Regions from separate parts of the Homo sapiens genome. Here all the other regions are linked to region 4. The links are chromatin loops, found by intact Hi-C in ENCODE. Cell type or tissue: A673. All regions are shown on one strand.

Region 1 (5,000 bases), 310 kb after region 4:
GTGGCATGTCCCAGTAGTCCCAGCTATTTGGAAGCTAAGGCCAGAGGATTGCTTGAGCCCAAGAGTTCAAGGCTGCAGTGAGCTATGATCACACCACTGCACTCCAGTCTGGGTGACAAATGAGACCCTCTCTAAAAAAAAAAAAAAAAAAAAAAAAAAAAAGTAGTCCCACCTGCCAGGAGATTCCCACCTCTTTCAAAATAAAAGCTCTAGTCCTTACAATGGTTTCATGGGCCCTAGGTGATCTGGCCTGGGATTACCTCTCAATCTCTTTTCCTCCCATCCTTCTCCCATGTTCTTGCTGTTCTTTGAAAACATTACATCCCTGCTGTTACCTCTCCTGTCTTTGTTCAAATATCACTTCAGCGAAGCTCTTTCTAATAATCCTATTTACAGTTTCACTCCTTATTCCTTTTCCTGCTTTATTTTTCTCTGTAACCTTATTTCCATCAAATAGGGTTGCCAGATAAGATACAGGACTGCTCAGTTAAATGTGCACTTTACATAAATAATGGAGAAGTATTTTTAACATAAGTATATCCCAAATATGGCATGGGATATACTTATACTAAAAAAAAAAAAATTCACCGTTTACCTGAAATTCAAATTTAGCTGGGCCTCCTGTATTTTTATTTGCTAAATCCAGCAGCCGTGCCATCTAACATGCTATATATTTTATTTATTTGTTCATTGTCTGTCTCTACCAGCTCCCCACCCCCTGAAACTTGGTCCTTACACTGGAAGTTAAATGAAGGCAAGTATTTTTAGTCTGCTTTGTTCACCACTGGATGTCTGGCAGCTAAAACAGTGACGTCTACATAACAGATGCTCAATATTCACTGAATGAATGAATTAGTGAGCAAAGGAGCACACTGTCTCAGGCTGACCATCCTAGCCTCTGAAGCCTCTGAATTGCCCTGATTGTTGGAAAGTCATTTCTTAAATGGATCCCTTTCTAATGGCCCCTCTAGAATCTGAGTCATCTCTTTCAGGACAGGCCCAGAGGTTGAATTCCTGAAGTAGGATCCTGTCCTAGAAAATGGGGGTGGGGGGTTGCGGGGGTCAGGGGGACGAGGTAGCCTTATCTTCCACTGGATGCCACTGACCCCGGTAGCCTGAAGGAGAGTGCTGTGCTTTGGCAGCACGAAGGCAGACACTTCGACAGATGACTGTTCAGACTCAGGGATTCTCCAGCCATTACAAAACTTCAAGTTTTCTGCATTTCACTGGGGGATTTCTATCTCTTGTCATTGTAAGTTCTCCTGACTGGCTTAGCTTTGCATTTTCAGCGTGGATGAGTCATGTGTTACTTCCCTTTCACATTTTCATAAAACACACACCTTTTCCCCTGTGCATAATCCCTACTCCCACGCACAGCACTGCACTCCCGCACGTCTTTTTGTTGTGTACTGGCCCCTGCATGAACCTGAGGGAGGGTGGGGCGGGTGGTCCAGGGCTGTGTGGTTTATGAACATGCTGCCTATAGGATCCCACAGAATCAGCTCTTGGCATCACAGGCATCAGATGCCAGAGAGCAGGGACCTCCTCTGGCCACCCAACCCGGTGCGAAATTTCTTTGGAACAACATAAGCTTCTGGAAATTCCCTACGGAAAAGACAAGTCTATTATAAACACAATTAAAGGGAAACTGCCTGGAGAAAATTTACCAAAATTGTCCAACAACTCCCAAGTTTTGAATTAAAACATAAAAGAAGATCCAGAGTTCTATCTATCACCCAGATGCTCAAGCCCTCCCCTGCTGCTCGGATCTGTAAAATAAAACATGCCTGGTTTCTGTGATTTAACTCTAAAATTCTGCACAAACTTTGCAGCCAGCATGCATCTGCCACATGGAATCCCCCAACCAATGAATGGAAGCTGCGGTCCTAGAGACAGTTTCACAAAAACAGCTCCTTTCTCCCGTGGCTGGAGCCCCGGGGGGAAATGATTAAAAGCTGCTTAGTGATTTATTTGTCATTGCTTAGAGATACAGCTCATGCTGATGGCTCACTGCACTACAAATGTGACATCACCCCACCACCTCTTTTGCTGCTTAAGAAAATCGTGCCAGAGATAAAGTCAAGCCTAAGAAATCACAGTTCTCTATGCTCTACTCAGTTTGGAAAATGTACCATCCCAAGAAATTGCCTTTTTTTTTTTTTTCCTTTGCCGGGTCCCAGAGCTGCAGTTTATAAAAAGCAGCAAGCGGCAAGGGGCACGCGTCCCTGTAACTCCATCTTTGAATGGGTCTGTTACTTACCCTGCATCTGTCTTCTGTCTGCTGAGTAAGGAAGGCACGGCTCACATTTCTGGCTTTCATTTTCTTCCATTGTCTCTGCCTGCCGCAAAAGCTCCTCGCTCTCTGGAAACTTCAGAGCGCAGTTCTAAAAGCTCCCAGAAAGCGCCTGGGAGGGGGCCCGGGGCTGGGGAGGAGGGGACGGTGCGAAACCCCACCCCAAACTATTTTCCACTCCGGTGCAAAGTCTCCCTCGCCCGAGAAAACTGCATTCCAGCGCGGGGCCTCTTGGATCTCCCCTGCCCCTGGCCCTCCGTCCCTAGGTCTGTCCGTCCGTCCGTCCGTCCGTCCTCAGGCGCGCTCTCCGGGGACTGGGGGCTGGGCTCTGCCAGGGCAGGGCGATGCGGGGGTGTGGGGGGGAGGCCTCAACAGGTGACGGCCTCTCCTACCCACAACTGGGCCTGCCTGGTTCCACTGCTGCAAACCACCGAGGCTCTGCAGCCGAGGAAGGAAAACATTTCACACATGATTAAGGCCGAGAGCCTTCGCTGGGAGCCAGTGCCCTCATCTCTTTAATCTCAGAGGCAGAGTGAGCCTCCCAAATCGGGTGATCCACATATTAAAAAACAGCAACCTGTTGAACCTCCCAAATTTCAGTGAACTCCCTTAAAAAAAAATCCCAAACAATTTGAAAGAAAGAGTATATGCTGAGTGTTGTAAGTAAGCACTTTCCGGCACTAACTTTTTAGGGCCCGATTAACATCTATGAAGAGGTATAGCGTCATTTGCACACAGTCGATTTCAATCACTTAATCTGGACTTTTTAAAAAAAAGTTTCTACGTACTTGCTCACTTTCTCAGACTCCTCCCTCCCCCAACACACTTACACACACACACACACACACACACACACCCAGCCCTTAATCACAAATCTGAAAGGTAAACTAGTAAAGTCAATCTTCTGAAGCTCTCCCAGTTAACGACTCCAAAAATCTGAAAGACAGTGAAAATGCATTTCTTTGGACAGGCAGAGTTACAACCAACATACTTCTCCTTTTAAACCACCTACAAATATTTATTTTGTTCTTTACCCAGTCCTTGAAAAACTGGCAGAGTTCCCAGAGAGTGAAAATAGGAGGCATGATGTCCGAAAAAAAAAAAAAAAAGAGGATGGGAAAATAATTTAGGCAACATTAGCTCTGCGATGTCAGATATCTCAGAGTAACACAGTAGCTAGGAGGAAGAGCGCGATTTTGTAACCTGTAGTAGCCCCGTCACAGGAGGGGTAAAAAAGGACAATGGTTAGTCTGGTGACCATACTTTGCCCCAGTTTACAGGGCATTCCAGCAAGGTTTGAGATTGATTTAGATCAAGAATGTGTGCTGAACAATGGCCAGCCTATGTTCCAGATTGTGACCTCGAGTGACCTGTGTGTTTTGGCAGTGGGGGTGACGTATTTTGGCCATTTAAGACATAAGGATGTGGAAGCACCTAACAGACAAAGGATGTAGGCCAAAAGGAAAGGAGACATACCAGGAAGTGAGTTACACTCACGTCAGGAGGGGAAGAAGAGAGCCCCTCAATTCTTAACGGGATTTTTCTTGAAATCCAAGAAGACGCGGTGAATCTTTCAAAAAATTAAAGCAGTGCCTCGGCAGCCTGAATAGAGGCAGTGGGATTTGCAGGGCAGATAACTTAAGGTCTCTATGACTTTGCAACAGAATTACCTGGCAATCTTGCTTTAAGGAGGAACTAATCTTACACAGTTTCTGTCCTGGTGGCCCCTGGGCAAAGGCCAGATGAATCTAGTTTTAACCTTATTATTTCCTTAGGTGCAAAATGTTCATGAAGGAGGGCCCTGCTGTGTTCAGCCTTTCAGGTCCAGATCATCCTGATTCTTGTATACTGTTGTGTATTTGTCTTTAAAGTATTAATGCTAGGAAGAGTGGGGAGGAGGGTGGGAGAAAAGTATGTGTGTGTGTGTGTGTGTGTGTGTGTGTGTGTGAGAGAGAGAGAGAGAAACACTGTAGCAGGAGATGCAGCAGCCCAAATCAGATGTCCCGCAGCCTTTGGTTGTGACCCCAATCCCCTTGCTCTGGTGTCCAGAGAGCCCGTGCTTAACAGCTCCTACCTGTCATTTGGTGTAGCACAAAGGCAAAAACCCCAGGATGAAGGAGGCAGCAGAGGGCTGCCACAGCCGTTGGCAGCCACAAACAGCACCCTGCCCCAGGGCCCTCCTGGCTAGCTCAACCCAGGCAGAAAAGATCCATTGGCAGATGCTGATTAAGATTTCCTGGGGGCTGTTTGGAAGGTGTCAGAGCAGTCTTTCAGGCCTCTGTTGACCCCTAGATGGACAAAAATAGGGAAATGTCTCCCACCAGGTCTGAACTACCATTTTCCAGGCAGCCCAAGGAACCCCCTTGGTCAGCCGACCTTGCTTTCCAGCTGCTAGGACCCTCCCCTCCCCCATACGGGCCAAGCCCACTGCCCTCTCTGCTGATATTCCAGGAAACAAAACTCTGTGATATGCACAACAGAAAAAGGCATTGGGGGAAGAGAATTAACATGAATCATTAAGGATCATGAAACCTAGACATGTATTTATGGTAAAATAATGTTCTTTTGAATGATCAAACTTTCTGACCATTCTATAGGGAAAAGCTTCTATTGGATTACTTACTGGCCTTTTGTTCCTCCTTAAGAAGAGGAACTGAAAACAATTTGAGAAGGCACTCTATTTGCCCTTGCACCGACTATTCCATAT
Region 2 (5,000 bases), 520 kb after region 4:
CAACATTCTTTCAGCGAACATTTACTGTAGGGCTACGGTGTACCAGGCACTGTGACAGGTGTTGGATACACAGTAAAAAAGAAAATAACAGTTTCTGCCGTTGTGTTTGCTGTCTAGGGAAGAAAAACTCACCACAAGGAATTACCGGCCCAGTGCTCCCCTTTCCACATGGAGAAATTGTCTCCTTCCTATATCATAAATCCATTTTGCGGTTATGGTCCCCAAATGCAATACCTTCCCTGTCAATCCGAGGCAAGAAGGCGCATAAGCACAACTACAATAACTTGATTTTCATGGTTCCTGCTTCCTGAAGAGCATAAAGGCAAGATGCTTTCTGAATATCTTTGAAATGACTGCATTTGGTTTGTTTAAGGGCAAAAATGGCTGAATAATGATCTTGGTGCTTCTAGGCATATGCAGAGGCTAGAAGTGGGCAAAAAAGGGAGGCAGGGGAGTTGCTTCTCTATGAAACCAGACACATACCTCTTTGCTATGGGCTAGCACCAACATTTCAACCCCAGTTTGAATTTGCAAAGCATATTTCCATCATCTGTGACATTCATCACGGTACCCCAGTGAGATGGACTGTTTCATGGCTTCCATTTTACTCAAGAGAAATAAGAAACAAGAGGCGAAGTGACTTTCCCAAAGTCAAGAATAGACTGGGGACCAGGATTCAGAGTTTGCAAATCACTGTCCTGTGCTGAGCATGTTCAGCCATACGCTTAACCTTGCCAAAAAAATAAGGGCTCCATTTTTACTGTTTAACTAATTAGAATCAAGACACATCAGGCAGGCAGGCAGCACCTGGTTCATAACACAGTGACATTATTTTATTGCTGTTTCAATCTAAAAACTTAATGTGCTTCCAAACTTCTCAATGCTTTTATGAGACAGTCCCTGGATTGCCGCTTCAACCTGTATCTATTCCCGGGTATCTTACATTTGCAAAATTGCACTGAGAAAATATTACTTAGGAAATAATGAAAACTCAAGTAGGAAGGAAAAATGCTCTCTTAATAATGAGGAAGCCATTTGCCCTAATTTCGTTATATATAGACACAACACACACACTCACACACACACACACACACACACACACACACAGGCCATAATTGGCTGTAATGGAATTGATAAAGTAGGAAATTTGCTTTGAGGGGTTTTTACCCCAAATCCTGCAATTATGAACATGTCAGGTTTCCTAAGCAGTGGTTTTTCCAGAAAGGATTCTATTGTGTTTCTTTTTCCCATTTACCAATTTGATTAGCTTTTTGCCTAAAAGCTAAGAGCAGCATTCTAATTACTCCAGAGCACAGGGGACTTGGTCTTCTGTTATTTTGTAGGATCTTCCAGGAGACCATGATCTCCCCGAGGAACAGAGCCACCCCTGTACTCCTAGTTCCCAGGGCAATGCTTGGCACACGGCAAGTGCTAAACAAAAATGAATCTGAGTGTGAATCTGTTCTCTGCTATTACCAATGCTGCTCTTGGGCTCTTTTAAATTTTAATAACATGGATTGGAGGCAACACTTTAAAAGACACGGAAAAGCAAGTTTTTTTAATTTTTATTTTACAGCTCAGGGTAAGGGTATTACATAATTGTAAATAATGCATTCATATTTCAGATCTTGAAACCAGTGAAAAACAGCCATTTCAGACAAGAAAATAAATGATGACATGCTCCCAGCAAAATTGAATCCTGTATTGGTTATGAAGAGAAAATCCAACCTACGCTTAACAATGCTTCCATATTCACTAAAAGTTTCTACAGTTTTAAAGTTTGAAATGTTGCCCAAGGGTTTTAATGAAGCTCCGGTTCAAGGACAGAAAAGTTGTATGGTTCGGATTTGACTTTGGTCAAGATGAAATGGTTTGTGCACACAGCTTCCTACTGCCCCCTGGTGGGATGATGCTGAACTATGCTCAGAAACCTTCCATCAACCTTAGGGTCAATCCCAGACATGATCTTGGCTTCCACAGCGACACCTTCAAAAAAGGCTGCTGAGTTTAAAGTTAAAACTCTCCTTGACTTTCTGTCCCATTTCTCCAAAGCTTGACCTGGGTAGTAGAAAGAAAGGGCAACTGCTTAAAAGGGCGATGTTAGGACTCCATCCGGAGAACCCAACGATCACGATAGTCCCATGGATAAGGTGGTGTTGGGCTGTGGGACTGTCCTGAGACCTAAAATCAGCACAAAGGAGATTTCCACTACATCAGATGTCCCTGGTCCTCAGCTACCTAATCCCCATCCCTCAAACTCCCACATATCCACACCCCAACCCAAGTGTAATATGCCAACTAAAAGACCATTGAGGTCATGTTCAGCTTCAATAGTCATCAACTTATGGTGTAGAAACCAAGAAAGGCTTGTCAATGGGAGGGTTTTTCTAAGCCAGGTCAGGAACACAGCACAGTCATGACCAGGTTAGACCAAAGACGACTCTAAATCATTCACATTCTCCTCTTTCCCTCTAGGGATCCCCAGATCTGCTCACAAGCTAGAGTAGTCGCTAAGCCTTGGTACTTGCTATCCCATCCACTGCATCAGGAGAAATGCGAAGGCCTGTAACCTCAGGACAGTTTCTCTGTTCTCTTGAATGTTTAGGAGCCTGAGCTGAGACTTAGGCACACCGGGAAGACTCATCCCAATTCACATCTCTTACAAAAGGTGGACTACAGACTGGGTGCGGTTGCTCATGCCTGTAATCCCAGCACTTTGGGAGGCTGAGGTGGGTGGATAACTTGAGGTCTGGAGTTCAAGACCAGCCTGGCCAAAATGGTGAAACCCCGTTTTCTGCTAAAAATCCAAATGTATTTTTGATGAAAACACAAAAATTAGCTGGGTGTGGTAGCATGCACTTGTAATTTCAGCTACTTGGGAGGCTAAGGTAGGAGAATCACTTGAACCCAGGAGGCGAAGGTTGCAGTGAGCTGAGATCATGCCACTGCACTCCAGTCTAGGCAACAGAATGAGACTCTGTCTCAAAAAAAAAAAAAAAAAAAAGCTGGGCTATGGAGAGCCAAACTCTTGGACTCTGGGAAATCTGAAAGAGTTGGATAATCTCCTGGATATCTTCCATGGAGCTTCTGAAGGTATTGACTATTCCTGATTAGGATGAGGGGACTAAGCAATAGCCTAGAACAAGAGAGGAGAGAAGACCATGAAAGTCCTCAAGACTTGCTGTTTAGTCAACTTACACCAGTGGGGATAAAAAGGAAGCTATCAGGCTGGGCGCAGTGGCTCACGCCTGTAGTCCTAGCACTTTGGGAGGGCGAGGCAGGTGGATCACTTGAGGTCAGGAGTTCAAGACCATCCTGGCCAACATGGTGAAACCCCATCTCTACTAAAAATACAAAAATTAGCCGGGTGTGGTGGCTGGTGCCTGTAATCCCAGCTACTTGGGAGGCTGAGGCAGGAGAATTGCTTGAATCCGGGAGGCAGAAGTTGCAGTGAGCCGAGATCTCACCACTGCATTCAAGCCTGGGCAACAGAGTAAGACTCCATCTCAAAAAAAAAAAAAAAAAAAAGGAAGCTATCAGAGTACCTTTGTTCATGGGGACAAGTGACTGCAAGTGGCTCTTAAATGACATATAAGCAAAGAAAAAGAAAGTAAAACTGGCGGTGGTATCACTTATTCCATTGTCCCGCAGTGTTGGTTCAGTTTATCTGGCTGGTTAAGGGTGGCCTTTCTTCCTCCTGCCACCCTCACACTCCATTTGTGTCCCTCCTAGAGTTGCAAGCTCAGTGAAGGAGGATAAATAGTGTGACTCTGTCACAACACAGAAACTCTCCTCGTGCATTTGTAGGGGCCAACAGGCATGCCACTTTGACAGTGTTAGGGGCCCTGTGTCAAATCAGGGCCTGACCTTGAAGCTTCCTTCTAGACCTTTGGCTGGGATGCGTTCCTTCTTATCCCATCACGAGGGCTTCCAAAAAAAAAAAAAAAAAAGAAATGATGGCCCTGTTCTGGCCTTTCTTGTTTGCCAAATAAACATATCTCATGCAGAACACTTCTTATCCTGGGGGGTCTTCAACCTCAAATCAGGACATGAGCATATTCTAAATGATTCCTTTCTGCTGCTTTGCCTTTGTCAGCCTCCATCCCTCTCCTGTTACTCTTGGGTCTCATTCTTGACTTTGAAAAGATGGCAATGGGGTAGGCAAGGATTGCATCTCCTTCTGGATCCATCACGTGAAACACTGATATCTTTGCTAGAAGTTCAAGCCTCACCATTTCTATTTCTATTTCTTGGCTGCTCTGTGAGCTGTATTAACTTTTTAGATTCTTCACTTAGTGAGTTTTTCCTTTTTGAATGGACTTCTGAATACATATTTGCCAAAGTAATTTCCACAATGAATTATCAATAAAAAGAAAACTTATAAATCTACATGGGTAGCAAAATCCAAAGCACTCTAGTTGTCTCAGTTTTGTGGTTTGGGGAGTATTCTTTTATGGTGTTACAGAGTCAGAAAAGTAATTTTACCAGAAGAGAGCCCATAAAATGATGCGTTTTGGGGGGCAACCAGGTAATCATGTCATAATATTAATGGATTGCAAGACAATTTATGTTCTCTACTCTCCACCATGAAAAGTTGACTTACTCATAGGCTTGTAATGAGCAGCCTTGCTATATTTAATGGGATAATGTACTCAGCCTAGTAGTCAAGTTCTCCTAAAACACACCCAACCAGCTACTTCCTATCATGAATCCCCCTGCCCCCAACAGATTATTTTCCTATCTGACACTGGGATATGGGGTGTTTATTACCAACTTAAAGTATGTGTGCATGTTATCGCCTTCCCTAGAATGCCATTCCCTGTCTGCTTCATGTAATTATATCGTACGTCATGGTTGTGATATACTGATATATCATATACGTGAAATGCGGATAGATACGTTCTAGATATATGAATATCTAGATATAGAATCTATGTAGATATCTGAACATATGAACATATATCTAGAACCTACCCCATTTTACAGTCCAGTTCAAATCC
Region 3 (5,000 bases), 1.2 Mb after region 4:
TCTTTGGGGCTTTCTATGTAAACAGTTATGCAACTGAGAATAAATATTTTTTGTCACTTCATTTTTCATCCATAAACCATGTAATCATTTCAGCAGTGGCCTGTCTGGAGCAGCTGCTGCAAAGATGCCGGCTGCAGCAGGGGAGATATGGCCAGGGCTGTACACTCTACTAAGCTGGCAGGAGCCAGGAACAAGCAGGAGTGGTGCTCACCTTCTGAGTTGGTGATGGGGGAGCTCCACGCTCCTAGAGGCAGCTGCAGCTGCCCAGCCATGGCTGCAGACCCAGGCATCCCTGTGCTCTTGGGGGCCTAGGAAGCCCCCCTGCTCCCACAGGCTCGGAAGTGCCTACTCCTGCTGCCTGGCCTCTCCTCACTCCTGGCACCCACTCTGATTTTGAAGCAAAGTTGTGGCCAAGCCCAGGCGCTGTTATGACCCAGCCAGGTGTGTGTGTGCTTGGGATGGTGCTGACACACCAGCCCTCTGCTGCCTTGGCCCCCTCCAGAGTTTGGGTGCCAACAAGCATGGGAGGGAGGCCAAGGGGGCACTGAGGGTGGCACAGCACAGGCCTGCAGGTGTCCCTTGGCATGAACAGCCTGGGCACCATGAACAGCAGCAGGAAGCGACAGGCTCCCGAGTGGAAAGGGATGTGTCGCTGGTGAAGCTCCACCTTCAACCCAGGGGTGGCCTGAAGCCTGGGGGCCAGGCTGCCAGTTCCACAGACTGGAGTGAGAACTTATGGTGCTTTTTTCAGGCCCACCTATGGCTGCCCATTGACCAATCAGCATGAGCTTCCTCCCCTCTGAAGCCCATAAAAACCCTAGACTCAGCCAGACTCTGGCAGAAGTGGGGATGACCTGCCTGCAGAGAGGAGTTATTCGCTGTGGGGTCTTCTCTCAGCTAAGAGCTGAACAGATATCAGGATGACCTGCCTGCAGAAAGGAGCTACCCACTGTGGGTCTTCTCTTAGCTGGGAGCTGAGCAGATGCTGGGATGACCTGCTTGCAGAAAGGAGCTACCCACTTCAGATCTCCTGCAAGCTGTACTGTTGCTCAATAAAGCACCTCTTTGCCTTACTCACCCTCCAGTTGTCTGCATATCTCATTCTTCCTGCGTGTGGGACGAGAACTTGGGACCCACCAAATGGTGGGACTAAAAAAGCTGTAATAAAAACAGGGCTGAAACACACCCCTCGCTCACCACACTGCAGGCAACAAGACGGAGAGAAGAGCTGCAGCCCTTGGGGGCGCCCAGACCTAGGAGCTCCCTGAGCCAGTGTTGTGACACCCTCTTTGGGGCTCTGCAGTTCCTGGTGTCTCCAAGCTTCCAGGTGCCACTGTGTTCCCCTATGCCAGCAGTGGAAGCCACTTGTGGTATACCTGGTCCAGCTGCAGCCTTGCAGGGAGCTGGCACCTTTGTCAGCACCTGGTGCTGCCTGCCCTGCTGCAGCTGGCATGCCTAGCTGTGTGTAGTGGCTGGACCCTGCACTCACTCATGCACCCCTTGTCACTCTGCATCTGGCTTGCCCTTGGCAGGCATGGGATCCAGGCTGGTAGTATGAGCCGAGCACAGCCTGCCCGGCCAAGCGGGTGGAATGAGCACAGCAGGCCTGGGCAAAACTCAGGCAAAAGTGCCACTGACCACAGAGGTTTCTGGCTGGCAAAGCAACACCCCAAGGATCCTGTGACAGCATGGTGGCACATGCTTGTAGTCCTACCTACTGAGGAGGCTGAGGTGGGAGGACTGCTTGAACCCAGGAGTCTGACGTTACAGTGAGCCATGATTGTGCTGCTATACTCCAGCCTGAGTGACGGAGCATGACCCTGTCTCTAAAAGAAAAAAAAAAGATGCATTTAATCTATCTTATCCGGTATTATTCTTGTTTATAATGAGAGAGTAAGTCAGAATTTCGTGGTTTTTAAAAACATGCTTTTGGCCAGGCTCATGCCTATAATCCTAGCACTGTGGGGGGCCGAGGCAGGCAGATCACTTGGGCTCAGGAGTTTGAGACCAGCCTGGGCAACATAGTGAGACCCTGCCTCTACAAAACATACAAAAAGATCAGCTGGGCATGGGGACATGCGCCTAGGGTCCTAGCTACTTGGAAGGCCGAGGTGGGAGTATCACTTGAGCCCAGGAAGTTAAGGCTGCAGTGAGCCATGATCATGCCACTGCACTCCAGCCTGGGTGATAGAGCAAGACCCTGTCTCAAAACAAACAAACAAACAAACAAAAAACAAAAAACACATGCTCTTATAGTTCTTTGTGTCTTCTACAATTTCTGGGACATTGATCTATTTCTAATGTATATCAAATGTTCAAAAATATAGCTGAATAATGAATATTACTCTTTGTCCATATGCTTTATACTTCTAGGAGTAGAAAGCTATGAAATGATTAAATTCTTCGTATTCATCAGTTTTTCATAAATATGTGTTGGTTAAATATGCTTAATTGTGGTTAGTTGACTTAAGAAAAAATTGTTTATATTAAATTAAATTAAAGTCATTATTGGAATCTTTGCTTTGGCTTGTTGGCATCACTTTGATCCATGACCTCAGACAGCCTTCCAGATCCTGGCCGCCCAGTTTGTTAAGGCTTAGTCATAAGGAAGAACAGAGGAAAGTTGAAAATAAAACGAAGTGCTATATACACTTTTTGTAGATTGACAAGTATAAATGACTCTCTGCTGCCCTCTGGAGACCAGTTAAGGTCACAAGTACCTGTACTTTTTTTTTCAGCTATGAACAAGTTTCTAAATTTATTTAACTTTTGCTTCTGGTCAATCGAATACAGCAAAGATAAAGAGTTGTATGTAATTATGTTACATAAAAGGGTAGTATCTGTCTTGCTAGAGTCTCTCTGTTGGCTATGTGAGAGGCTATGTTGGGGAAACCCACGTGGCAAAGAATTGAGTATAGCCTCTGGCTGACAGCAAGAAACTGAAGCCTCTAGTCCTATAGCTGAAAAAAAAGTGGATTTTTCTACAAACTGAGTGAGCTTGGAAGCAGATCCTTTCACAGTTGTGCTTCAGATGAGACCAAAGCCCTGGACACCACCTTAATTGCAGCCTTGGGAGACCCTGAACAGAGGACCTACCTGAATTCCTGACCAACAGAAACTGTGAGATAATAAGTTTGTGTGTGTGTGTGTGTGTGTGTGTGTGTGTGTGTGTGTGTGTGTTTTAACTTAATTTTTTTTCTTTTTCATTAGAGACGAGTCTCACTATGTTGCCCAGGCTGGTCTCAAACTCCTGGCCTCAAGTGATCCTACCACCTCAGCCTCCCAAGGTGCTGGGATTATAGGTGTGAGGCACCGTGCCTGGCCAAACGTGTGTGTTTTAAGCCACTACATTTGGGGTAAAACTTTTATGCAGCACTAGATAACAAATTCATCTTTCATATTTAGTAAGCCATTGAATCCTACCAGTTTTTTGTTGTTGTTTGGTTGTTTGGGTATTCGTTGTTGTTGTTGTTTTTGAAACAGAGTCTTGCTCTGTCTCCCAGGCTGGAGTGCAGTGGCACCGTCTCTGCTCACTGCAACCTCTGCCTCCCGGGCTCAAGCAACCGTCCCATCTCAGCCTCCCAAATCGCTGAGATTATAGGCGTGAGCCACCATGCCTGACCATCCTGCCAGTTTTTTTACCTCCTAAATCCACGTCTTGTTTGCCTCTGAACTAGTTTCGATAGTCAGCGTTGCTCACCTGGCCTGTGGCTGGTGCCTTCTTATCCCTTTTGGTCTTCATTAAGTCCATCGTCTGCCCAGTCATCTGGGTGGTCGTTCAAAACACAAGTCTGACCATATCCTGCCCTGTTTAAATCCTTCAGTGTTTCCTCCATGCCTTTAGGATGAAGTTTAAGTGCCTTAGCATGGCTTAGAAGGTCCTTTTATGTCTTCACTTTTATCTGTTTCCACTTCTTAGCTAAAACTTTACCCTCCCACAATACTGGGCCGTCGCCTGCTTCCCTCAGCTCTCCTCAAGTTATTAACCACCTCCCTGGAATTTTCACATAATGTCCCTTCTTGCTCTTTCTCTGCTGTATAATAGCTACAGTGAATTGTATCACATTTACCCAGTACATATTGATCTGTCCACTAGACTCTTCCTGCAGAGCAGGGACCGAGTCTTACTCATCTTTGTATTCTTCTCCCAGCAGACTGCGTGGCATGTAATAGGTTTTTGACAAATTTTATTGAATAAAGGGTTGAATATGATCAAGAAGAGTGTCAAGATATCTCGACCTACACCATGGTACTGGAAATAGATCATGAATTCCTAGTGGAAATTTCCTAGAATAAAGGCAATCCATAATGTCGAGGTCTTTAACTGTTCTTTCACTCACGTTTTGATTCATTTCATCCACCCATTGTCTGATTTTCCAGCACAGGCCCAGAGCCAGTCCTTGTACTCATTGTGGATAATCCAGTGGTCAAGAGAGATAATAAACTTAGCAATTACAGTCCACATTGGAGGTTTGTACCCAGTGGGTGCATAACTCTCTGTCAATTTGGGTGAATAGTTAAGGAAGACTTTTAGGAAAAGGTGATTCCTATGCTGAGCCCTGAAGGACAATGAATATTTGGGGGAGATGGGGAGAAAACAGGGAAAGAGAAGAGAGGGTGGGGAGGTGATAAAAGAGATTTTGAGGAATTGGTTCATGTAATTATGGGGGCTGGCAAGTTTGAAATTTGCAAGGCAGACCAGCAGGCTGGAGACCCAGGAAAGACTTGATGTTATAGCTTGAGTCCGAACGCAGTCCTCTAGGAGAATTTCTTCTTCCTCAGAGAATCTCAGTCTTTTTCTGAGAAGGCCTTCAACCTATTGGATGAGCTCCATCTACATGATGGAAGTATGAAGGGTAATCTGCCTTACTCAGAGCTACCTATTTAAATATTTATCTCATCTAAAAATACCAGCAACATTTAACGTTTGAAAAAGAGTACCATGGCCTAGCCAAGTTGATGCATAAAATTAATCATCACAGATACATATATGCAACTAT
Region 4 (5,000 bases):
TCAAGTAATTCTCCTGCCTCAGCTGAGTAGCTGGGACTACAGGTTTGTGCCACCATGCCCAGCTAATTTTTGTATTTTTAGTACAGACAGGGTTTTACTCTGTTGGCTAGGCTGGTTTCGAACTCCTGACCTCAAGTGATCTGCCCGCCTCAGCCTCCCAAAGTGGCATGAGCCACTACGCCTGGCCAGAAAAAAAAAAAAAAAAAAACTTTTTTTTTTTTTTTAGAGATGGGGTTTTGTTATGTTTCCTAGGCTGGTCTTGAACTCCTGGCCTCAGGCGATTTTCCTGCCTTGGCCTCCCAAAGTGCTAGGATTGCAGGCGTGAGCCACCGTGCCTGGTTACAGGTTTTTAATTTAATTTAATTTTTTATTTTTTGTTTTTTATTTTTATTTTTTGGAGACAGGGTCTCACTCTGCCACCCAGGCTGCCAGGCTGGAGTGCAGTGGTGCAATGGTGGCTCACCATAGCCTTGACCTCACAGGCTCAAGAGATCCTACCACCTCAGCCTCCTAAGTAGCTGGTACCACAGGCATGCACCACCACACCTGGCTAATTTTTTTTTGTGTGTGTGTGTATATATATATATATATATATATATTTTTTTTTTTTTTTTTTTTTTTTTGGTAGAGATGTGAGTCTCTCTATATTGCCCAGGCTGGTCTTGAACTCCTGGGATCAAGTGATCCTCCCACCTTGTGTTTTTAACGGGTTTGGCACATGCATCCCGGTGCACTGTAAGAGCCTAGCAAATAGAAAGTGTTACTGGAATCATTTAGTGTGAAATCTTACAGCACCCACTCTAATACCAGCTCCAAGAAGAGGGGGATGTGCACCTACTTTGTGCTGTGGGGTATCCCAAGTGTCCAGAACAATGCCTGGCACATGTAGACGTTTAATAAATACTTGCATACATGAATGAATCCTCTATGTGGCAGATTTTTAAACACCGCAGGAAAGACAGCTCAGACTCCTCCCCCGACCCAGCAGAAAGTTTACCTTTCAGGGTAGCTACAGCCTCTCCCACTTGACGCAGGAGGAAAGCCCCGTCTTCCACGTCTTTCAGAGTAACCAATCGGCTGGCTGCCGTGGAGTCCTTCTTCAAGTCTTCAACAAAGTCTTCCAACTCGCTGCGGGAGCAAGGACACCAGCACATAGAGCTGAACACGAGGCCTCACAGAGGAAGAGGAGGGGCCGAGTGCCCGTCTCAGCCTCTGATTTTGTGTAGAGCCCCAGCTCCTCCCCCCTGCCTTTCGTGTGGTGGTGGTGGAGGGGGGTCGCTCATCTTTTAACAGTGGCTGGGAACATTTTGCAGTGGTGTGAGGCAGGTACAAGGAGGGTTTTCCAGGGAATGTTCTACATTGGCCAAAGGGACGATTGTGCCTGGCTAACAGAGGACCGAGTCTTTTTATTCAGTGGTGCTGATGCCAACAGAGGGACAGAAGGAGGGATAGGTGGGAGGGTGGGGTAGGAGAGAGAGGGAGAAAGAGAGAAAGAGAGAGAGAGGGAGACCGACCTGCGGTGCAGTAAAACAAGAAGCCCACAGTGGTTAATATCAGGCTTTTCAACTTCAGCATTTGACATTTTGGGCTGTGTAATTCTTCGCTGTGGTGTGGGGAAACTGCACGGTACGATGTTTAGCAGCGCCCCTGGCCTTCATCTACTGGATGCCAGTAGAAACCTTGCCTACCCCAGCTTGTGACAAACCAGAATGTCTCCAGACCCAGACATTGTCCAATGTCCCTGGGGAAGGGGGAGCAAAATTGCCCCTAAATGAGAACCTCTGGTTTATACTGATTGTCTCATCAACAAGGATGAACTCTTCTCCAAGCTACCAAGAGAAGAAATGATTGCAGAAAATAAAAATGACGACAGACGTGGTGTCTGTGGATAGAGGGGAATGCTAGCTCCAAGAGACGGAGATCGGAGACGAGGTCTCACCCTTGAGAAAACAACCACCTCCTTGGCCACATTACTAACCCCATCCTAAACACCTATAAATCTACGGAGAAAAATCTCAAAGGAAACAGGGATAAAGAACTTTCAGAAATGCGGACCACTAGGGGGCAGTAAGTGAACAGCGATTCCACCTCCTGGAGCCCGGATTGTGGAGCCAGCGTCCGAAAGAGAAAAAGGAATGCACAGTGTCGTCTGCAAACTGATGGCCCTCGAAGGCCCTTTCCACTTAGGTGGGCAAGTGGATGGAGCTCTGGATCGCATGGCAGCTGCGGGAGGGGTTCAGGCAGGATGCCACATGTGTTCAACAGGATCCAAGGGAAAATAACAAATTCCTCCCCTGCAAGAAGTGGGATGGAGTTTTTGGTGATGTCTTTGATTCTGTTATGAAAAATAAACCAAAATTGCTTGTGGCCATTTCAGATGAAATGATGCTACTTCAGGACCAGAGGGAGAAAGCCTCATCTGCTCATTGTCCACGTCTGTGAACTATGGAAAGGGGCCCAGTGTTCTGTGAACACACCCACGGGAAACTTCCTACAGCTATTGGATTCTTGACACGAAGAGATTGTGCCACCTCACTGAAGGGCTCTAAATAAATATGGTAACTTCGTGTGGAAAAGTTCTTTTCTATTGCACAACCAAACAGAATGACTTCCCTGTATTGACTGGACACAGGGTCCAGTCCTGCAAAGCTTTGCTGGAAGAGCTAAGGACCAAATATTTTCCTGGTTCCGTGAACAACCAACATGTCTGTCAGTGCGTAATTAATACTTCAAGGAGCTGTCATCTGACTCAAAGTCAGTCTGCCTAGAATTCTGTTTTGATCTCTTCTATACAATATGCCTCTTGGATTTCACAACCTTGCATACGGAGACGCTTAAACTTCACAGCTTTATGGAATATACAGAAATGTATATTGATACAATTGTACACAACAATATCACTTCTATGCAAACGTTTATGATACCTACTTTAGATAAAACATTAAAAATCAAATTTGTTCATTCAAAAATGTAACAGAGACATGGGGCTAAAATGAATGCTGGAAATAAATTTTTGACATGGTAATCAATATGACTTTTAAAATATCAGCTTTGCTCCACAGAATGTCAGATATTCATAGACGTCACAGTTTACAGCATTCTATTTGTTTAAGTGGCTTTTCATCCTAGCTTTGTTAAAAAGAAGCATGCAGTTTGTTGGAATGTATTTCACTTGACTGTTATTAGAAGACCAATTATTATTTTCATGTAGAAATTATCTAGACCCAATTTCTTTTCATAGTTTTATTTTTTTATTTTTAGACAGTCTCTCTCTGTCACCCAGGCTGGAGTGCAGTGGCCTGATCTTAGCTTACTGCAACCTCCGTCTCCCGGGTTCAAGTGATTCTCTTGCCTCAGCCTGCTGAGTAGCTGGGATTACAGGTGCCCGCCACCATGCCCAGCTAATTTTTGTATTTTCAGTAGAGATAGGGATTCGCCATGTTGGCCAGACTGGTCTCTAACTCCTGACCTCAAGTGATCTACCCACCTTGGCCTCCCAAAGTGCTGGGATTATAGGTGTGAATCACTGTGCCCAGCCCATCTCTTCACAGTTTTAGGCCCAAGTTTCTTCTCTCTGCCTTCTGAATGGCTCACCAGTAATTCAACCTAACATGCTCCACAAGGAGACTTATATTCTAGTACTTGGAAGAAGAAGAAGGAGAAGAACAAAAAGGAGAACGAGGAGGGAGAGGGGAAGGAAAGAGGGATATCACTGTTCTGATATTCCAGAGTTGAAATTTCTGGCTTTTAAAAAATAAGCTCTTTTTAAAAATCGACGCATAATAGATGTGAGTTTTGGGGTACATGTGATAATTTAGTACATATAATTTGTACAGATCAAATCAGTGTACTTGGGATATCCGTCACCTTAAATATTTGTCTTTTCTTCATGCTAGAAACATTCTAGTTCTTCTCTTCTAGCTATTTCCAGCTGTCTTTTATAACCTGCTGTCTTGCCATTCAGATCTAGCCATCCAATCAGTTAACCTACTTTATACCTTATGGAAGGAAAATTTACACTACCATTATTAAAAGGATATATATGTATATAGATATTTTTAGTTTTTTTTTTTTTTTTAACAGGGTTTTGCTCTGTTACCCAGGCTGGGGTGCAGTGGTGTGATCGTGCAGCCTTGACCCGCCAGGCTCAAGCCATGCTCCTACCTCAGCTTCCTGAGTAGCTGGGACCACAGGTGTGTGCCACCATGATCGGCTAGGGTTTATTTTTAATTTTAATTTTTATTTTGTAGACATTGGGTGTCCCTGTGTTCCTGCGTTGCCCAGGCTGGTCTTGAATTCCTGGGCTCAAGCGATCTTCCCACCTCAGCCTCCCAAAGTGCTGGGGTTACAGGCATGAGCCACTGCACCCAGCCAAAAGGATATATATTTCAAAAGGTGTTTTAAAGAAGAATTTTGAGAGCTAGTCTTAGACGGTGAATACCATAGGACGTTTTGCATTTGACTTCTTTCTTACTTCTACTATGTGGTTCAGGCCTCACTGCCTTTTGCCTGACGGATACAGTAGCTTCCCATATGGTCTCCTAGTCACTGATCTATTTTCCTCTTAATCAGTCCGGCACATGATCACCAGAGGGACCTCTCTCCAATACAGCTCTAGCTTTGCTACTTCCTTGATCAAAAACAAAAACCAAACAAACCCAAACACTCAGTGTCTTCCTCATCATTCTAGGCAGTAACTCTCAAATGTGAAAGTGCTTCAGAATCACCGGCTTTGTTTGTAAACTGCAGATTCCTAAGCCCCATCCACAGAAATTGTGAATCTGGGGTTGAACCCCGGAACTTTCAAGAAAAGCCAGAAATCCAGGTTTCTCTTACAGAATCTTCCAATCTCTGTAGGCACAGCCCAGACAGGCATCAAGCAGGTATGTGAGGCCTGAGTATGGTCTAAGATACAGGAAGTCAGTGTGCAAATGGGAATGACACTCCCCAAATATGGGATGTTATTAGTATCTTGCACCCAACTCTGCTGCCTAACTGGA
Region 5 (5,000 bases), 990 kb after region 4:
TTGGAGAGAACACAAAAGTGAACAAAATGATGTTCTACTTTGAAAGAGCAAGCAATTCAGGAGAGGAAATTAGAGCCCAGACATCATGGTAATAGACAGATGGGATAAGTTACATAAAAAGATATGTTTCCTAAAATGACATTTTTCCTAATTAAATATTCTTTAATAGCAAGCACATCATGTAGTATTTTTCACATCCAAATGAAGTTGACACAATTTTCTGGATATTCATTAATGATAAATGACATTGATAATTTTTTTTTTGAGACGGAGTCTTGCTCTGTCACCCAGGCTGGAGTGCAGTGGCGCGATCTCAGCTCACTGCAACCTCCACATCCCGGGTTCAAGCAATTCTCCTACCTCAGCCTCCCAAAGAGCTGAGATTACAGGCACATGCCACCACATCCAGCTAATTTTTGTATTTTTAGTAGAGACGGAGTTTCACCACGTTGGCCAGGCTGGTCTCGAACTCCTGACTTCGTGATCCACCTGCCTAGGCCTTCCAAAGTCCTGGGATTACAGGCGTAAGCCACCGTGCCCAGCTGACATCAAAAACTAATAATCAGAACAATCAAACTACCAAAAAATAAATAATGGTAACCAACCAAATTTCAACTATAAAGTGTGTAAAATATAATGTTATCCTGCTACACATCTATTAGAATGGCCAAATTCCAGATGTAGATCAATAGGAACCTTCAGTCATTGGTGGTGAAATGCAAAATGGTACAGCCACTTGGGAGGCAGTTTGGCAGTTTCTTATAAAACTAAACATACTCTTACCATGCAATCTCACTCTTTGAAATTTACTCAAAGGAGCTGAAAATTTATGTCCCCACAAAAACCTACACATGGATTTTTGTTTGTTTTTGAGACAGGGTTTCACTCTGTCACTCTGTCACCCAGGCTGGAGTGCAGTGGTGCCACCATGGCTCACTGCAGTCTCAACCTCCCTGGCTCAAGTGATTCTCCCACCTCAGCCTCCTGAGTAGCTGGAACTACAGGCACGCACCACTAGCCAAGTGGCCTAGGCTAGTATCAAACTTCTGGACTCAAGTGATCCACTCGTGCTGGCTTCCCAAAGTGCTGGGATTACAGGCATAAGCCACCGCACCTGGCCCACGTGGATGTTTATAGCAGCTTTATTCATAATTGCTAAAAAACTTGGAAGCAACCAAGAGATCCTTCAGTAGGTGAATGAATAAATGAACTGTGATACATTTAGACACTGGAATATTATTCAGTGCTAAAAAAAAATGAGCTGTCAAGCCATGAAAATACATGGAGAAAACTTAAATGCACAGTACTAAGTGAAAGAAGCCAATCTGAAAAGCCTAAAAAGCTAAAAATGTTTAGTTTTATAAGAGCATGTTTAGTTTAATATACATACTGTATGATTCCACTATATAACATTCTGGAAAACGCAAAACTGTGGATACAGTAAAAAAAACAGTGATGCCAGAGGTTGGGGGTGGGGGATGATTAGGCGGAGCACAGAAAATTTTTAGGGCAGTGAAATTACTCTGTATGATAGTACAATGGTGGATACACATCACCATGCATTTGTCTAAATCCATAGAAGGTATAACAAGAGTGAACCCTAATGTAAACTATGGACTTTAGATGATAATGACATGTCACTGTAGGTTCATCAAGCAACAAAAATGCCACTCCGATGGGAGGTGTTGATAGTGGGGTAGCCATGCACGTGATGGGTGCTGTGAACCTCAAACTACTGTTAAAAAAAAATCTCTAAAATGTGTTTGTGTGTTTGTGTGTGTGTGTGTGTGTGTGTGTGTGATGCTATCAACTCTGTAATATTTGAAATATTTGAAATAAAATAGAGAAGCAGAGGTGAGCGCTATCCAAAAATCATTGCAATCTTCCTTGGAAGTCTTTTGTGCTTAACGGTGTAGGGTGTAAGGATGTGATATTCTATGACCTGTTACCAGATCACAAAATGAACCTCACCGTGAAAACCTAGGAAGTTGTCTTTTCCCAGTCCACACCTGGGTTAGCTCTTTCCTGGGTAAAAATAGAAAGCTTTCCCTTGTTCTAAATAGAGTTTATTCTCTTGGAGCAAAGGTAGTTAAAATTCTGCTTTTCCAAGACCTTTAATGAGTAAACAGTATGTCAGCGAAGTACAATAATTCAGTAACTACCACCCTTAGAGGGCACTATGGTGCCTTCTGTGCCACCCAAGTCAACTCTCTAATGACAGCCCTGCGGAACTGGCTTGCTGGGCCTATTTCTTTCCAAGTCTTAGTCCCCAGAATTTTGAACACCCTGCTTTTTACATGGTTTTCCTTAGTGTTAAAAGAACATAATCACAGCAAGATAACAATTCTACAAAACTAAAAGAACCTAACCAAACTAACACCAGATAGAAGGTACACAGAGTCTTTGCTTAAAAAAAAGAAAAAAGAAAAGAAAAGAAAAGAAAATGACCATTACTCTATGTATTTATAGCCACTGGTAACGTCTTCATATTCCTTTTGAAATGCACTGGTGATTTCCAAACACCCTACCCCAAAGTATGGCACCTTGACATACTGAATATTTCAAGCTGAAGGAATGTGTGAAAACAGCAGAAACAGGAAGGTCTCTCTGGCCTTCATTTGTCCTCTCCTGAAGCAGGGCATAAGAATCTCATGTGAAAGCTACCCACCCTATACCCAGAAAGAAAAAATCTCTGAAGACACAGGGACATGGAAGAATTTGAACAAATAGGTTTGCTAAGTTTCCCCAAGTTTATTACCATTAGATCATACCCTTTTTTCCCACTCATATTTCTCCACAACTGTCCACTCTTGATCAAACCAGCTATAAAAAACCACTCAAGTTTGGCTGCATGTAGTGGCTCATGCCTATAATCTCGGCTGTTTGGGAGGCCAAGGAAGGAGGATCACTTGAGGCCAGGAGTCCAAGACTAGCCTGGGCAATGCTGCAAGGCTCCATCTCAAATAAAAATTTTAAAATATTTTTTAAAAACATTTGAGTTTAACTGTGTCTTTGAATCTTCATTTCCCTATGAAGGCTCCTGTGTCACATAAAACTTACATTAAATACATTTGTATGTGTTTTATTTTGTTAATCTGTCTTTTGTTACAGGGGCCTCAGCCAGGAACCTAGGATGGGTGAGGAAAAGATAGTTTCCTCTCCTACAGCATAAATAAAATTCCCAGGTTGGGAGGGAGAAGAAATGCTATTGAGCACCTACAGTCTTTAGAATGGAATTGTAGCAATGGAGCTAACAGACTTTTCTGCCAGGTTGTGTGATCCTGGGGGACAGAGCCCTGTCTGTTCCTGTTCATGTCTGATATGGTATGGGTCTATGTCTGCACCCAAATCTCATGTCAAATCGTAATCCCCAGTGTTGGAGGTAGGGCTTGGTGGGAGGTGATTGGATCACTGGGGTGGATCCTTCATGAATAGTTTAGCACCGTCTGGTTGGTGCTGTTCTTGTGAGAGAGTTCTCATGAGATGTGGTTGTTTAAAGTGTGTAAAACCTCGCTGCCCCCGCACCCCACCCCTGCTCTTGCCCCTGCTCCTGCTCCTGCTCCTACCGTGTGAGAGGTCTCGCTCCCCCTTTGCCATCCACCATGATTGTAAGTTTCCTGAGGTTCCCCCAAGGAGCCGAGCAGATGCCAGGATCATGCTTCCTGTATAGCCTGAAACACTGTGAGCCAATTAAACTTCTTTTCTTTGTAAATTACCCAGTCTCAGGTATTTCCTTATAGCAATGCGAGAACGGCCTAATACCATGCACTTGCTTCAGTGTGCTGCAGGTTATTACCCACATAAATCTATGCTGAGTCGATTTCACTTTTTTCAGAATGTTTGTAAACTAACACACATTTGATGTAAATAAGAAAACAATGATGTCAAAAATAAAAACTGTAAGACAGAGGTGGTGACTGAGAAAGATGATAACTAAAATGTTATCTCAAGAGGAGAAGGGAGTGGCTGGCCAGGGCTTCCTTAGAGTGAGGACAACAACTTGCACTGGAACCCATTTTCATCCCTAAAAGAAAAATCCACAGTACTGCAGGAATGACAGAGCTGGAAAAGGCTTTTCAGATCCTCTTGAGTCAACCCTCTTATTTTACAGTTGAGAAGTTCATAGCTGAAAGTAACGTGCCTATGTTCTCTCAGCCAATGAGAGATGAAAGCAAGACAATGAATTATTTTATCCTCACCTCACCAATGGTCTCAACTGCTCCACGTGGTGGTGGCCACTTCTCTGGTCCTGGCATCCAGAATAGACCTGGCTTGACAGGAGAGAGGGTTTCTTGAAAAACCAAGCCCCACCTCAGAGTTCATGTCAAAACCACTTGATTACTTCCAGGGTAAAGGTTGCTGGGTCTCTGTCCAGCATCAGTGAGAAATAAGGAGCTGGTGGTGTTACTGCCATTTGCATTTTGCCCAGACGCATGGATATGGGAGACTTCCATACCAGTCCAAAGCCCCTGCCAAGGACAGGCCACGAGGGGGCCCAGTTCCTCAAAATGCTTCCTTTAGGTCTTTCAAGGATTCTTGGCCCCAGAGTTTCCAAAAGACCTAGATGACCGGAAACACTTTGGTGATGTGATGCAAGTCAAATCAGGAGTTAGCACAAGGAGAGATATTCCATGCAAAAGTATAATTCTAGAATCCCGGAGTGAGGTAGGCCTGGCTATCAGCAGAAATCAGTAATCCTATCACACTGCCTAGTCAGGTGGCTTTTTCATGCTACTTCAAATGTGCATGTCAAACACCTACAAACACTTCAGTTGTACAGTAACTACAACCCACAAGATGGTGACTATTTAATAGATGCTAAAGCAAATAAATAAGTGCCTACTGATTCCATTCATGTATTCAATCACCTATTCAACCCTGCATTAATTAGATATTTATCAGCCGGGCACAGTGGCTTATGCCTGTAATCCCAGTGCTTTCGGAGGCTGAGGCAGAAGGATCACTTGAGGCCAGGAGTTCAAGATGAGCCTGGGCAACAT
Region 6 (5,000 bases), 810 kb after region 4:
AATGGAAAATTTTAAACTATGTGATGGTAAAGCCAGAAATTACACTGGCCTGAATTGTAATGCAGCTCAGGGACTCCTCGGCCTAGAAAAAGTGCAGTCTGCATAAGGTAACAGAAGGCCCCGTCCCACACCTGCCACTCTATTTTCTCAGTTATTCTCTGAGTCATCCCTTCATTCATTCATGTTCTTTAGTCATTCATTCACTCACTTTGCATCCGTTATCCATCCAACACTGGAATATGAAAGTAAGTAACACACAGTTCCTACCTTCAATTTGCTCACTCTCAACCAGAGAAGAAAATCAGATAATTAACTCTTCACATAATAGGGAAAGTGCGACATAACAGAGTTGTGTTGAAAGCAAGAGAAAATCAGTAATGCTGCCCAGAGAGCTCCCAGCTAGTGACAACATGGCACAATGGCTAAGCTTTCAGACTGTGGGCCCCAACTGCCTGTGACCTTGGGTGAGTTACTTCATCTCTCTAGGCTTTGTATCTCCGAGTTAAACAGAAAAAATGATAACAGTTTAGGTGTAATAAGGACCATACAGGCATAGTAAAAAGGGTTAGATGAGCATAATTAATGCCATATAATTGTGTATAAACACAAGTCTTCATAGTTTCATAGTAAAGCTTAATATCTGAGGAAGGCTTTGAAGAATAGGTAACCATTTTTCCATTAGGAAAGAAGGAGGGGCATTCGGATGAAAGGAAGTTTCTATTTCTTTATTTTTTTTTTTTCTTTTTTGGAGACAGGGTATTGCTTTGTCACTCATGCTGAAGTGCAGTGGCATGCTCTCTGCACACTGCAGCCTCATCCTCCTGGGCTCAAGGAATCCTCCCACCTTAGCCTCCTGAGTACCTGGGACCACAGGTGTGTAACCACCGTGCCTGGCTAATTTTTAAAAAACTATTTTATAAAGACGAGGTCTTGCTATCTTGCCCAGGCTGGTCTTAAACACCTAGACTCAAGTGATCCGCCCACCTCGGCCTCCCAAAGTGCTGGGATTACCAGTGTGAGCCACCGCACCCACCTGAAAGTTTTTATTTCTTGGAGAATTTTCCTCCACTACTGCTATAGCCGAATACCTGAGAGGAGATATCCAAAGTGTCAAGTGGCCGCAGGCTGGTGGGGCAACGGCCAGTCAAAACATCTGGAGGGTAAGCCATGAACACCGCAACAGAAAACTTTATACTTTTCCAGAGCTTCAGAAAGAGCCAACACATCTGCTTCTAGAATAACCCAACTGCCTAGAGGAGGATCCACACTGCCCTTTTTCTCCAGCCTAGGCATAGCCACCTTCCTCTTGGAATTCTTACAAATGCCTTAAAGGTGATGTGGAAGTCCTGGCAATCTGAACTCCAAAACAAAGCTCTAGTCTGTCCACTTCTCACCACTTCACCTTCCACAGACTCCTACCTCAACTCTCCACCTCTGTCTGGCCCCATTAATCCATTCTCCATGAACTAGGAAGAGTCATCTTCTTCATCCATATATGTTTTTTGCATTAGTCCCCCTTTAAAACGCCTCATACCATCCTTAGAATAAATCTGCACTCCTCTTTGAGGAGTTAAGGCCCTGCCTAACTTTTCCACTGCATTTCTCACCATCTTCTGTTCACTCACCTTGTTCCAACCACAGTGGCCTTCCGCAAGGACTGCCTCAAGGCCTGTACATATTGGGCCTCCTCTACTTGGCATCTTGCCCTCTCTCTTCCTGTCCTTCAGAGCTCAGCTTGGGGAAGAGTGAGGGTCAGAGGAAAGAGCACTCAAAAGGAAGCCAGGAAGCTGAGGCTCCCTCTCTGGCTCTGCCACCTCAAGCTCTGTGAGCCAGGATGTCACCCAGTGCTTCTGAGCCTCAGGGCATCCACCTGTAAAATTAGGGGATTGGACCAGACAGATGTGTGTACCCTCCTTCTGCTGCTGTTCAATAAACTTAACCCTGTAATAGGGTTTGGCTATGAGCACACCCAAATCTCATCTTGAATTGCAGCTCCCATAATTCCCACATGTTGTGGGAGGGACCTGGTAGGAGATAATGGAATCACGGAGGTGGTTTCCCCCATACTGTTCTCGTGGTAGTGAATAAGTAAGTCCCATGAGATCTGATTTTATAGGGGAAGCCCCTTTCACTTGGCTCTCATTCTCTCTTGTCTGCTGCCATGTAAGAGGTACCTTTTGTCTTCTGCCATGATTGTGAGGCCTCCCCAGCCACATTGAACTGTAAGTCCATTAAACTTATTTTTCTTTATAAATTATCCAGTCTCAGGTATGTCTTTATCAGCAGCATGAAAATGGACTAATACACCCTGCTTTTCTCCCTTCCTTCCCTCTGTGACCAGCCTTTTGAAAGCAATTTTCAAATCCTTCATTCAATTCCATTTCTCTCTTGCCTCCACTTTGAGTCTCAAAAATGTAAAGAACTGGAATGGAAAGAGCAGAAATCGTGAATGACATTTCCTTCTTGAAGGAAAACCTGAAACCAAAATAAAACTGGTGAATCCAGACAAGGACATTTTAATTTTTGCCTTTAAAAAAATTTTTATTTTAGAGATTTAGGAGGTACAAATGCAGTTTTCTTACAAGGATATATTGTGTAGTGGTAAAGTCCGGACTTTCAGTGGACACATCTCCCAAATAGTGAACATTGTATCTAACAGGTAATTTTTCAACCCTCACACCCTCCCATTTTCTCACCTTTTGGAGCCTCCAGTGTCTACTATTCCACCCTGTATGTGGCCATTGTTTCGCTCCCACTTATAAGTGTAGTATTTGACTTTCTGTTTCTGGGTTATTTCATTTAGGCAATGGCCCCCAGTTCTTCAGAAACAGACATTTTAAAAGTGAAAACACACTGCTCTGAGGATAATGACATGGGCCTATCACCAGACTTCCAGGCCGCAGGTAGCCTGGTTCTTTTTACTTTCTCCTTCCCATTATTTCCCTTCCTCCTGCTCTCTGTGTTCCCCCAGCACTGGCCTTCCTTCACTTCTTCCTAAAGCAGGGCCTTGGGGTATGTTATTCCCACCGCCAGAACACCAGACCAAACCCCTATATTATATGCTCTCACAGCACCAGGAATCTTCCCTTCATCATACAAATCATAGCTGTAATTTTACATTTAGTTTGTAATTATTCTATTGTGTCTTCCTACCCCTTTAACCTATATGTTCTCATAGGACAGGAGTCAGGTCTATTTAAACTTTTTGGTAATAAGTTTACTTCTTATTAGATAGCAGCTGGTGATCAATAAATATTCTGAATGAATATGTGTATAAAAAGAACAGAACAGGACACATTCTTTACATAGGATATACCCAATAACAGGTCCCCGCCTGGTGTCCATGTGGCAGCCAAGAATCTTTGGCCCACTATAGAATCTATTTAGGGTTTTCCTCCCCTCTTCCATACTGCTGACTGGAACTCACTATCAGCCCTAGACTTCCTTCTCTTCCCTTCATCTTACATGTCCCAAAAGTGCCTGAACAGCAGTGTTAAGAATGAAAAATAGAAGGAGAAAGTCACTTTTATCCTGACACTCAAACCAGACAAAAATATCACAAGAAAATTACAGACCAATATCTCTTATGAATATAGACAAAAATTCTCAACAAACTAAGTCCAGCAACATATGAAAAGGATTGTACAACATAATCAAGTAGAATTTATCCCAAGAATGCAAGGTTGGTTTAGTATCAAAAATTAGTTAATATGTAATATTAATATAATAAAGAATAAAAATCAAATAATCATCTTAATGGATACAGAAAAAGCATTTCAAAAAATCCAATACCATTTCATGATAGAAACACTCAACAAAGTAGGAAGAGAAAGAGAACTTCCTCAACCTGATAAAGTGTATTTGTGGAAAACCTACAGCTAGCATTATACTTAATGGTGAAAGACTGGGTGCTTTTACTTCTAAGATCCAGAACAAGACAAGGATGTCCACCTGTGCTACTTCTGTTTAACATTGTATTACAGGACCTAGCGAGGACAATTAGGCAAGGAAGTAAAAAAGGGAGGGAGGTAGAAAAACACATCTAGATTAGAAAGAAATAAATAAAACTGTCTATTCACAGATGACATGATCATGCATAGAGAAAATCCTTTAAAAATCTACCAAAAAGCTATTAAAACAAATAAATTTGTTTAGCAAGGTTGCAGAGCACAAGACCAATATAAAAAAAAGCAATTGTGTTTTCATATACTAGCAATGAACAATTCAAAAATCAAATTAAGCAAACAATTCCATTTACAACAACATTTAAAATAAAATACTTAAAAATCAATTTAACAAAATTTATGTAAAATGTATACTCTTAAAACTATGCAACAATGTTGAAAAAAATTAAGACCTTAATAAATGGAAAGCCATACCATGCTCATGTATCAAATGAATTGATATTGTTAAGATGACATTACTTCCCAAATTGATCTATAGACTAAACACCATTCCTACCACAACCCCAGCTGGCGCTGTCTCTCTGTTTATTTTTTTCTTTTTCACAGAAATTGATAAGCAGGCCCTAAAATGTATGTGGAAACTCAAGTACTGAGATAGCCAAAACAATCTTAAAAAATAAGAACAAAGTTGAATAACTCACAATTTCCAATTTAAAAACTTATTTCAAAGCTACAGTATCCAAGATAATGTGGTACTGGCATAAAAATGAACATACAGATCAATAAAATAACATTAAGACCCCATAAATAAACCCTCACATTTATGGTCAATTGATTTCAACAAGGCTGTCAAGAAAATTTGATTACTTTTCACAAATGTTGCTGGGACAATTGAATATCCACATGCATAAAAATAAAGTTGAATCCCTTCCTCACACCATATACAAAAATCTTTACTTAAAATAAAATGTAGACAAATTAAGAGAGCTAAAATTACAAAACTTTTAGAAGAAAACACAGGAATAAATCTTAATGAATCTGCATTTGTTGCACAAGCAACAAAAGAAAAAAAACAGATAATTGTACTTCATCAAC

The links. Hi-C counts contacts between places; a loop is a spot of excess contacts. Peaks named below come from ENCODE experiments on the same cell type or tissue, not always from the same donor. Only the 100,000 strongest peaks of a DNase experiment are listed, where the experiment ranks them.
Region 1: a loop joins it to region 4, with 5 times the contacts of the local background. A loop is called at or near these places in 53 of 110 quality-filtered maps.
Region 2: a loop joins it to region 4, with 7 times the contacts of the local background. A loop is called at or near these places in 83 of 110 quality-filtered maps.
Region 3: it touches region 4 in a loop (6-fold over the local background); 9 of 110 quality-filtered maps call a loop at or near these places.
Region 5: a loop joins it to region 4, with 2.6 times the contacts of the local background. A loop is called at or near these places in 6 of 110 quality-filtered maps.
Region 6: a loop joins it to region 4, with 6 times the contacts of the local background. A loop is called at or near these places in 3 of 110 quality-filtered maps.

Annotation. Positions count from the first base shown.
Region 1 is chr10:24,206,524-24,211,523 of GRCh38, reverse strand. KIAA1217 reads right to left here and starts at 2,386. Exons shown (of 21, transcript NM_019590.5): 1 at 2,261-2,386. The coding sequence starts at 2,330. RefSeq lists enhancers at 1,568-1,627, 1,001-2,200 and a silencer at 1,918-1,967. In A673, no CTCF peak of the experiment used is centred here; DNase peaks (open chromatin) are centred at 1,303, 1,953, 2,353 and 2,693; H3K4me3 peaks cover 2,594 bases; H3K27ac peaks cover 3,204 bases.
Region 2 is chr10:23,991,558-23,996,557 of GRCh38, reverse strand. It overlaps a transcript of KIAA1217 not described here. Among named protein-coding and RNA genes, the nearest start is that of KIAA1217, 220 kb to the left of the region's middle. In A673, a CTCF peak has its summit at 1,904 (motif pointing left); a DNase peak (open chromatin) is centred at 1,887.
Region 3 is chr10:23,312,664-23,317,663 of GRCh38, reverse strand. All of the region lies in intron 4 of C10orf67 (chromosome 10 open reading frame 67), which reads left to right. Among named protein-coding and RNA genes, the nearest start is that of C10orf67-AS1, 29 kb to the left of the region's middle. In A673, a CTCF peak has its summit at 2,724 (motif pointing left); a DNase peak (open chromatin) is centred at 2,683.
Region 4 is chr10:24,516,251-24,521,250 of GRCh38, reverse strand. It overlaps KIAA1217, which reads right to left. Exons shown (of 21, transcript NM_019590.5): 11 at 998-1,128. Among named protein-coding and RNA genes, the nearest start is that of ARHGAP21, 210 kb to the left of the region's middle. In A673, CTCF peaks have their summits at 2,051 (motif pointing right) and 4,569 (motif pointing right); a DNase peak (open chromatin) is centred at 2,090; H3K27ac peaks cover 3,791 bases.
Region 5 is chr10:23,522,783-23,527,782 of GRCh38, reverse strand. No RefSeq gene overlaps it. Among named protein-coding and RNA genes, the nearest start is that of OTUD1, 86 kb to the right of the region's middle. In A673, a CTCF peak has its summit at 2,151; a DNase peak (open chromatin) is centred at 2,202.
Region 6 is chr10:23,705,277-23,710,276 of GRCh38, reverse strand. It overlaps a transcript of KIAA1217 not described here. Among named protein-coding and RNA genes, the nearest start is that of OTUD1, 270 kb to the right of the region's middle. In A673, no CTCF peak of the experiment used is centred here; no DNase peak of the experiment used is centred here.